Linked DNA regions of Homo sapiens: region 1 is linked to region 2. The links are chromatin loops, found by intact Hi-C in ENCODE. Cell type or tissue: heart left ventricle. All regions are shown on one strand. Each heading gives the region's core, and the rest is flanking DNA. Links, peaks and the distances in the headings are about the cores only. Region 1 overlaps FPGT-TNNI3K (FPGT-TNNI3K readthrough). Region 2 overlaps FPGT-TNNI3K (FPGT-TNNI3K readthrough).

The links. Peaks named below come from ENCODE experiments on the same cell type or tissue, not always from the same donor. Only the 100,000 strongest peaks of a DNase experiment are listed, where the experiment ranks them.
Region 1: it touches region 2 in a loop (2.0-fold over the local background); 1 of 110 quality-filtered maps calls a loop at or near these places.

What each region holds. Positions count from the first base shown.
Region 1 is chr1:74,312,776-74,318,161 of GRCh38, reverse strand. All of the region lies in intron 7 of FPGT-TNNI3K (FPGT-TNNI3K readthrough), which reads right to left. All of the region lies in intron 5 of TNNI3K (TNNI3 interacting kinase), which reads right to left. Among named protein-coding and RNA genes, the nearest start is that of TNNI3K, 80 kb to the right of the region's middle. In heart left ventricle, for the core only: no CTCF peak of the experiment used is centred there; no DNase peak of the experiment used is centred there.
Region 2 is chr1:74,245,737-74,251,122 of GRCh38, reverse strand. FPGT-TNNI3K (FPGT-TNNI3K readthrough) reads right to left here. Exons shown (of 27, transcript NM_001112808.3): 5 at 1,579-1,664; 6 at 354-451. TNNI3K (TNNI3 interacting kinase) reads right to left here. Exons shown (of 25, transcript NM_015978.3): 3 at 1,579-1,664; 4 at 354-451. Among named protein-coding and RNA genes, the nearest start is that of TNNI3K, 13 kb to the right of the region's middle. RefSeq lists an enhancer at 5,258-5,386. In heart left ventricle, for the core only: no CTCF peak of the experiment used is centred there; a DNase peak (open chromatin) is centred at 2,872; H3K27ac peaks cover 996 bases.

The DNA.
Region 1 (5,386 bases), core at 315-5,314, 67 kb before region 2:
TGGACATCAGGCAATGAAGGACAATAGTTCCTAGGCGATGAGAACAAATTCGATGAGCCCTACAATTGCCCCAGTTTATTATCTTTAGAGAGTTTCCAGGCCATGATATAAAAGGGGAAATTCAGACAGACCTAGGCAAACTACCTTTCTTGAGAAGACATAGTTGAGAGTCTGGAGAAAGCGAGGTGGCTATAGTTCATAAAATAGATTAGCAAAGACAAGAAAACTGTGCAAAGAAAGAACAGCAGAGATATGCAGGGGGTTCCCCTGGATGACTCAGCAGCGCATTGATCAGCGGGTCCATCTGAAGAAACTACTACTGATTGGGAAATGGACCAACAGAGACAATTAGTGGCAACAGTGCCCAGGGCTGACACAGGTCCAGGGATAGACTCTATTCCCACTACCCAGACTGGAAAACCTCCTTTGAGAATAAAAGAGGGTTGACTTAATTACTCCAGAAAAACAGACATAAAGCAGGAGTGTCCTGAAGAATCAGGAATATGTGGTCACTCTACAAATAAGTCTCCTAGTCACCTGGTCCCTGGCCATTTTCTCTAGGCTTCCATTCCACCATATTCCCTAACTCAGTTCCTGACATACCCTCTTTTCATGTGTCCTCACTGCATTTCCTCCAGCCAGAAAGCTCTTATACCTGCTATTTCCTTACACCTAGATTTCCTCTCCCCAGAAATCTCCCTCTGTACCCCAGCTTCTTATTTCTAAAGTGGAAATAATAATTTTACCTACCTTGCAGGGCAGTTATAAAGATTGAGAGTTAATATTTGTAAGCCACTTAATCCATAGTAAGCATTATATGTAATTGTTACTACTACAGCTAATACTATAATTATTATTTCTTCCTCTCTTTACTTGACTAACACCTACTCAGATTCTCAGGTTGTAAGCCAAGTGATCAATTCCTCAGTGATTCTCTTCCAACCTCCATGACCATGGATATATACTTTCAGCAAATATTGTGTTGCCTATGTGGCAGGCAGATGCTGTGTTAGGAACTGAGAATAATGAAACGAAAAACAAAAACAAAGTTATGTGTGTTTGTTGAGCTTATATCTTAGCCAGAAGACAGGCAGTAAAGAAAAGGAAATAAAAGATAGACTGTGTTATATAATGATCAGTGCTGGAGAAAAATAAAAGAAGGAGGCTGGGCACAGTGGTTTACGCCTGTAATCCCAGCAGTTTGGGAGTCCGAGGTGGGCAGATCACGAGGTCAGGAGATCGAGACAATTCCGGCTATCATGGTGAAACCCTGTCTCTACTAAAAATACAAAAAAAAAAAAAAAATTAGCTGGGCGTGGTGGCAGGCGCCTGTAGTCCCAGCTACTCAGAAGGCTGAGGCAGGAGAATGGCGGGAACCCAGGAGGTGGAGCTTGCAGTGAGCCAAGATCGTGCCACTGCACTCCAGCCTGGGCGACAGAGAGAGACTCCGTCTCAAAAATAAATAAATAAATAAATAAAAATTAAAAAAAAAATAATAAAAGAGGGAAGCAATTAGACAGTATCAGAGCTAGGATGGTCTGGAAGGGCCTCCCTGAGAAAACTACATTTGAACCAGAACTGTATGAAGGTAAGGGAGTAAGACATTCAGTAACTGAGAAAGAAGAAAAGTCCGGGTAGAGAAAAGCAGGTCAAAGGTCCCAAGGCAGGAGCATGCCTGGCATGCTTACGAAACTTAAGGTTGAAGAGGAATGAATATAAAAAGAGTGGAGATGAAGGTTAGAAAGGAAATGAGTTCTTTTGTTCTGAATAATATGGGAAGTCTTTGGAACAGCAGAGTGGCATATCTCATAGACTTTAAAAATCTCATTCTGGCTACTATGTCAAAACAGGGTAATGGAGAAAAGGCAGAGGAAAGGAGATCAAGTTACCCTCTTTTAGGCATAGCATCATGGTGATCTTTCTCACAGCTTTTATCCTAGTGGCAGTTTTATGTTTCTTGTTGATTATTTGATTGCCAGTCTTTTTCACTAGACCATAAGCTTGGTGAGGCTAGGAATTATATGCGATTTTATTCACCATTAAATTACCAACATTGAACACAGATCTTGGAACCTATTAGTTGCTTGGTAAATATTTGTTTAATAATTGTGTAAAAGAATCAGTGAATGTATATAATTATATTTCAAATTTTGATTTCTTTAGCAGATTGTAAATTCCTAGATGGCATAAAGCTATATTTTATACTTCTTTCAATTTCTACAATTATCCTATATCCTTGTGCATAGTGGTCAATAAGTGTTGATTAACTTGATTTGCTGTTTCCCTAGTCTATTTTTATATCTCCTACAGTATAAATTTCCTTGAAGAAAAATATGTAGAACACAAAAGAAATCTTCTAGAAAGTCAAGATAAGCTTTAAAAAGTCTAAACAGATAGCATGAACTCTTAAGGTTTACATATTGCCAGAAACTATGAAACTAACACAAAGGAGAATCGATGATAGATTTTTTCCCCCTGTCTTTTGGGAAATAAGACTTGATAATAGAAGTTTATTTATAATCATAGCTGCAAAATTGCCTCTAGGAAAGCAATAATAATGGAGCAAGCTATCTTGTTTTCCTACAAATCCAGTTAAAAAAAAAAACCAAAAACTTGGTTTTATTTGTCAAAATCACACCAAGAGAACCAAACCTACAGCATTTACCAAACCAAGTCTCCATCCAGCTTACTAATTCTCTGACATTGTAATATACAAATGTAGGCATTAATTGGTTGACTGAAATACACAATAATAATACATTTTACTGCTTGGAGATACGTGATACATTTTAAATACACAATAAATATATTATTCATCCTCTAATGGTTCTTCACTGGGCTGAAAATACATAATGTGTTTAAATATCAGTCTTGGAAATAGTATTTAAACTAGACTAATAATGGAATCTTCACTGTTTCTGGTCACTTTTTCTCTTCTAAAGACACTTTTACTTGTAAAATTGCTGGTATAAGCTCTCTTTCATTATGTGACAAATTCACATTACTAAATCAAAATAAAACCTAATTTCTGTCCATGAATAACTTGTATGCAAATCACAGAGTATATGCAGCATTCACGTAACAAAGAGGTTATAATGGGTTGTATTTTCTTTCCGGTAATGTTCTTCATATGCTTGAATTTTGGTCACAATTAACAGAGGCTTCGTAGAGGCATTTCATGATTTTTTTCATAATAAAATAGGCAGGGAGTGAGGTAGAAACAAAAGTTTCAAATTGCTTTTCTTCCTTTGACCTATTTCCTAAGTATAAGATATAAATGACTCAAATCATTTTCCTAAGCTCTAGCAAAATGTAAACTATAGTTTAAGAGCCTGTGGTGTCTCTTCACTATTATCTAACTACAAACATGTTTCTACCCAAATTGTAATCAAATTAGAGGAAACAAAGACAATTACATATATATTTTTTCACTATCAGCATTTCATTTTATTATGACTTTGATCACTTCTCTATTAAGAACATTTTCAGGAATATTTATAAATGTGTTTATGACATCAAGTTGTGCAACCCAAGCAGTTGCAAAGGATGCTGTACTTAGGGTGACTTCCTGCATGACTTAATGTTCTGCTGTTGCTGTCTTGAAATTGTCCACACCCCCATTTTTAAACAAGAGACTCTACTTTCATTTTTTTCATTGAGATCTGAAAATTATGTAGCCTGTTCAGAGAAGTAAATTAGTCAAATTTTTAAGCAGATCAATAATATGCAAATGAGATAGATACAAACAAAGAAAGCGACTTTATTTGTTGTAAATATTTTGACAAAATGTTCTTTGTTAAAGAAAATTTGAGTTAAAAAAATTTCAGTGCTAATCAGAATCAACCAAGAAAACACCTTGAAAGTTTTGAAAAACAGCTATTTTCTTTTCTAGTTCTTCTGAAATATACCCTTAGCAATATTCTAAATGATCACCAAAGATGGATGAAAAAATATAGCAGGCCCTGAACTTAAAATAAAAGTTAAATATATATATATTTATATATATATGGGGAATACTGTGAATAAGTCTTTTAAATGGCCAACTTTAGAACTTGAAATCCATATATATACATATATATACATATATATATATATATATATATATATATATATATAATGAACTTTCTCCTGTCAGCTTCCCTGAGGTAATATTCTTAAAGGTTCCCTCTCTTGGGCTCTACAGAATATCGGTTAAGACTTCAGTCTTATCAGAGGTTAAAATTTAGACTCTGAAACAACAGCTGTATGATTTGGTACAATTTACCTAATCTCTGTTTTTCTCATCAATAACATTAAGTGAGGATTAAATTTGATGATATAATAATAAAGTAAGCAAAAGCCCTACCTAAAGTAAATTCTTCATAAATATTCACTCCTCAGCTCTAAGATTAAAGCATCAACACAGAGTACAGAGAATAGCTTTTCACCAGGCAGGCCCTGAGACAGCAGAGGATCCAAATCATGCTCAGCACTATGTCTGAAAGCAAGGCAAGTCTAGCTCTGTAGGGCAACTCTGAGTGCTAGATCTATGGAGGGAATGCAGTAGTTGGGAGTCCCAAGAGTACTACTATAGTCCAGCAGGCAGATGATTGTCCTCTGGACAATCTGCTAAACCTTAGTGAGGCTCTAAAAGCCAAGACTCCAGGTTTAGGAAAATGCCTGACCAAATGAAGACAGGAAAAGAGGAGCCTAAACAGAAAGCCAGACCTGGGAATTGGTGTCAGAAAATTATGAGTCTAGGGTGGCTTCAGACTGTGTCAACCTGTAATTATCTTCCAAGTGTCTAATGAATGCCTGCTCTGTGCCAAGCACAGGAGATAGACAGGCCTGGTCCCGGATTTAGGTTTACTGTATAGAGTGGATAAATAAAATATGTGATGTCAACGTGGTGAGAGAAGAACGGTAGAGATAAATCGCATGTTATGGAGCAAAGAGGAGGGACTGGATGAGGGGATGGGAAGTGAGTCCCCCAAAGAGATAATGCCTGTATTGAATTTTGCATCTTAGGAGAACATGTAGGAGCTATCCAGGAAAGAGGTAAAGGAAGTTCCAAAGATATAAACCAGAAGAATCCCAGGCTCTAGGATCCAAGACAGTGAGCCATTCTCAATTTCATTGAAAAAGACTGGATTAAAAAGTGACTGAGGCTGTTTGAATACTGTCTGCCTAGGTACAGATTGGTTCTAAAACAGAACTGAGCCTTTCCATGGGAGCTCAGGTGGCCGCATTGATGAAACAAGGAAGGCAAAGATTTAAAAATTGGGGCAAAGATAACAGGGGCAATAATAGAAGAGACAGTAGCAGTATTGTAGGAAATAAACAGCAACCCTCAACTCCCGTTTTAAGATTTCCCCTTTCTCCTATGCGGAATTTTTAATTGGTAGCT
Region 2 (5,386 bases), core at 289-5,288:
CAGAGGCATCATGGTGTTCTGATGAGGAGCTTTGGCAACAGAACTAGACTGCCTTGTCTTAAATCCTGGCTAACCCCTGGCTAACCATGTAACCTTGGGGATAATAATCATATTCACTCATGGGGTTCTTGTGAGAATTAAATGAGTTAAATACAGAAAGCATTAAAAAGAGTATGTGTCTAGTATGCAGCAGGTATCTGCTCAATAAAGAGAAAGAAGTCCTTTAGTAATGTAACGCCTCTGGTCACTGAAAATTTTCCATGATTACTAATTTGAAAAAAAAAAAAAAAAGCCTAAAGATACACACTATCCTTAGTTCCAATGCAGTGTTTATGGGAATTAAAGTGTCCTACCTTGTAAACTGCTAAATGCAAGGCTGTAAATCCATTTCTTGTCAGTCGAGATGGGCGGAGCCCTTTCAACATAAGAGTTCGAATATGTGATTTCTTGCCTTAAAGAGAAAAATGAAAAAAGGCTAAATCATTGTGGGGATGGGGTGAGTTTGAGACTCTTTTTGACCTAATGATAAATGCCATACAGCTGTATAAAAATGTCAAGCTGCGTTCTGCAGGCCATTTGTAAAGTTTTCTATTAATTGACAACCTTACTTACTAGGGGATATTTCTTTTCCATTTATAAAACTTTATTCAAATGCTGTGTATTTTGACTCTGTCTTAGATTTTTTATTTAGTACCCTCATCATCAGATGGTTTTGAAACATAAACACATAAGAGAATTCACCATAATAAACTATTAGTGAAAAAGCTTAAATTAAAAAATCTAATTGTAGAGGATTTATCTGAACATTATTAACAGTAGAGCTTATTTAGATCAAAGAAATATGAAGGATATAACCAAGGTTGGGAAGGCACGTTTGAAGTTGAGAGAACAATCTGTTAAGCAGAGTCTGTTTGGTTTGTTTGGGAGAAATGGTTAAGGAATATGGTTAGAGTTGACACTTACACATTTCTGTTCCATTTTAAGAAGTTAAGCTCAATGAATTTAGTTTGGATTAACAAAATAAATATTAATGGTTCATTCATTAATTCAATAACTTTACTGAGTGGCTATTACAGGCCAGGCACCATTCAAATTACTTGAGATACATTGATAAACAAAACAAACTAAAGTGTAGGCCAAATTAAACTCTTAATCTTCACTTCGATCAATCTTCACTTTTAGATCTTATCTTTGGCATTTATCACTTTTCCACATACTCTTGTTGAATATTGTGAAGCAACTGCTTGATGATATTTTGGGGAATCTTTAAGTGCTTCTGAATTTAAGTTAATCCCTGACTGGCATGCCCAATATTGAAAAGTGCTTTTTGATTTCCAAGCAAACTGAGGGACTTGGTTTCCGGTAGCAACACAATGAAGCTTATATTTAAAGCTAAATCAATTGGAATATTCTGCCTGATAGTTACTGCCTAAACTGAGATTATCAAGGTTGGAAAAGGCAAAGCAGAAGGGAAAATTGAGTATGAATAGAATTCTTTTGCAGACTATTAAGCAGCTCAAGTCACTGACGATATACACATATAACCAGTTTAAGAAGTACTAAGTTTCAAGTACTCACCTCCACAAATGCAACATAAATGAAGTAGAGACAGCCCATTTTCAGTGCGGTAATTTAAATTGACTTTACTGAAGGCTTCATCAGAGCTGAAAAAAACATGTTACAGATGATCACAAAATTCATCTTTTAGCATATTGTCTTTCATTTGAAAATTATAAATGCAAATCCTGTTACTATCAATTCAGAAATGTATTTTTTCTAAGATTATTTTGCACTTACAGAAAGAATCTTGAACCCTCTATATGAAGAATTAAAATTGAGAGGAAATTCTGTAGTTTTACATTGTAATGATGTCACCAGAAATAACACTATGATTCCAATAGTTGCTCCAGAATCACTGACAGCTACTAGATGTCACAATAGCGAATTTAGTGGCACTTTTTAAAGACAAGTAAAACCAAGGTCAGACATCATCTAGGAACCTGAGAGTCACTGTTAGTAGGGAATACTTACATAATACATATATAAAATTGATTATTATGTAAATCAGGAAATCAGAAATCAGAAAATTGTTGTCAAATATAAAAGGCCAAGAAAAGTCAAATATGGCATGAAATTATAGGGGCCAAGAAAGACCTTCCCCTTTGCCTCTCTGAAGGTTTGCTGAAATCAACTGACAAAAGGGACATTAATAGAAGAAAAGGCATAAAATATATTTGATCATAGTTTTAAAAGGCACAAGAGATACAAGACATAAGAGCCTTCAGAATGAAGACTCAAAGATACAGGAATAACTCTGTAAGTTCTAGTTTCTATGACCTGCCTTGAGGGGAGAGGGATTCTAGTCTCTATGGCTACCCTCTGGGGAAAATGAGGGGCCAGAGACAAGAGGACAGGAGAAGGTCAGAGAGAAAGTTTGGCTTCTAAGGCTGCTTGTAAGGCCTTCATTTTGAGGTGTAATTTTCTAAGCCTCAACAAAAATGATGCTAAAATTATCCCAAGAGTTATACTTCAAAAAGAAAGTTGTATATTCACAGTGAAGTTGGCAATGGTAACAACAGTGCAATAATCATTTTTTGATTGCATATCACATGCCAGATACTGTAGTAAGCGCTTAATCTTACTTATTCCTCACCACAGTGAGAGGTGACAACGTGCTAGCAGCCCTCGCTCGCTCTCGGCACCTCCTCAGGCCACGGTGCCAACTCTGGCTGCACTTGAGGAGCCCTTCAGCCTGACACTGCACTGTGGGAGCCCCTCTCTGGACTGGCCGAGGCCAGAGCCGGCTCCCTCTGCTTGTGGGGAGGTGTGGAGGGAGTGGAGTGGGCAGGAACTGGGGCTGTGCACAGTGCTCGCAGGCCAGCGTGAGTTCTGGGTGGGCGTGGGCTTAGTGGGTCCTACACTCTGCGCCGCAGGCTGGTGCCACCAGCCCTGGGCAGTGAGAGGCTTAGCACCTGGGCCAGAAGCTGCAGAGGGTGCACCGGGTCCCCCAGCACTGCCAGCCCACCTGCGCTGCACTTGAATTCTTGCCAGGCCTCAGCTGCCTCCCCATGGGGCAGGGCTCAGGACCTGCAGCCCGCCATGCCCAAGGCCCCTCCACCCCCCTACCCCCGTGGGCTCCCAGGCAACCTGAGCCACCCCGACGGGCACCACCCCCTGCTCCACGGTGCCCAGTCCCATCCACCACCCAAGGGCTGAGGAGTGCAGGCACGCAGCGTGGGACTGGCAGGCGGCTCCGCCTGCGGCCCCTGCGTGGGATCTACTAGGCAAAGTCAGCTGGGCTCCTGAGTTGGGTGGGGACTTGGAGAACTTTTATGTCTAGCTGGAGGATTGTAAATGCACCAATCAGCACTCTGTGTCTGTCTTGGGGTTTGTGGATGCACCAATCAGCACTCTGTATCTAGCTAATCTGGTGGGGACTTGGAGAACTTTTATGTCTAGCTAGAGGATTGTAAATGCACCAATCAGCACTCTGTGTCTAGCTCAGGGATTGTAAATGCACCAATCAGTACCCTGTCAAAACGGACCAATCAGCTCTCTGTAAAACGGACCAATCAGCAGGATGTGGGTGGGGCCAAATAAGGGAATAAAAGCAGGCTGCCCCAGCCACCATCGGCAACTTGCTTGTGTCCCCTTTCATACCGTGGGAGCTTTGTTCTTTCGCTTTTTGCAATAAATCTTGCTGCTTCTCACTCTTTGGGTCCGCACTGCCTTTATAAGCTGTAACACTCACCATGAAGGCCTGCAGCTTCACTCCTGAAGCCAGCAAGATCACAAACCCACTGGGAGGAATGAACAACTCCGGACGGGAGGAACAAACAACTCCAGATGCGCCGCGGTAAGAGCTGTAACACTCACTGCGAAGGTCGGCGGCTTCACTCCTGAAGCCAGCAGACCACAAACCCACCAGAAGGAAGAAACTCGGAACACGTCCAAACATCAGAAGGAACAAACCCCGGACACACCATCTTTAAGAACTGAACACTCACTGCGAGGGTCCGCGGCTTCATTCTTGAAGTCAGTGAGACCAAGAACCCACCAATTCCGGACACAACAGGACAAAGTCATGCATATTGTCACATATATTATTTTACTCATTTTATAATTGAAGAAATTGAAGCTTAAATAGGTTAAATAACTTGCCCAAGTTGGAAAAAAAGAACAAACTACTTAAAAGGCAGAGTCATGATAGGATTTGAATCCTGGTATAACTATAAGAATGAGGCTTTCAAGGATTACCACACTGATGAAATGATTTTTTCCACTTTGAAAACAGCAAAACATAACAGGTATTGCTATACAATATTGGACATACATATTGAAAAACTGCATTTTCTCAGGTGTTTATTGCTACAGAAGAGCTCCAAAGCTTTTTCTTCTTTCAGTATTTGCCATTAAGTTCATTATGATTAGCTCAGAAGAATGTGCATCCTTCCCTGTTTTGCTTAGGCTGCTGGTTACATAGTTTTTCTTAGGATCACAAGGCCTCTCTCTCCTCCCCCAGTCCAATACTTTGTTTTTTTTTCTTGTGGTTTTATAGTGTGTTTCATTTGCTGGACAATAGAAAGACCAGGGAAGAAAAGCCGAAGCAGCTCAGAGCTGAATCATTGTCCATCAACATTCTCAGTTTCCAGTCACAGTTTTCATTCCCTTTTTATTTATGGACACTGATTCCCTACAAACTTTAAGAGAAAAATCCAATCTACCTAGCTTGAAAGGCAGAGTTCAGCTCCGCTGAATACCTCTACTATTTGAAGTCATAACCACAAAGAAGACCTCTGTGACCTGTGATTGCATTTCCAAGTGTGTTCCAAGTACCTAGTTTACTTTCTTCCAAGACATCCATAATATATTTGGCTTTGAGGGTTTAAAAGCCAGGCTGGGCCAAAGACCACACATTTCTAAGAATCATGTTATTTTGTGAAGTTACTGCCATACCATAAATAGCTCTATCATTTATAAGTAGGCTCATTTTATTATAAGTAGACATTTAAAACAGTGGCATTTTCATCAGAAATGATTTTGATTGCAGTATTTTTTGAGCTGAGGGAAATTGCTGATAGAAGTGAGTTAAATTCTTAACTATCTTCATGAAATTCTGAACCCCCTTCTTATATTATTAACATTTATAAACACTGGAGTTTATTGTACTTCCACAAAAGGCTTTCCAAAGCAAGTTGAGGTGTGTTTCCCAGTATTAGTAAGCATGTCTATGTGTTTTGCTGCAGGGGAACACAGAAAGCAAGAAGGGTAGGAGGGTAAAAAAAGTTTGGGAATACTGCATTCCCATGGCTGTGAAAATAAACCACAAGGCTTGCCATTTCTAATTAAAGCATTTCACTGAGGTTCTTCAATGACCCTGGATTTA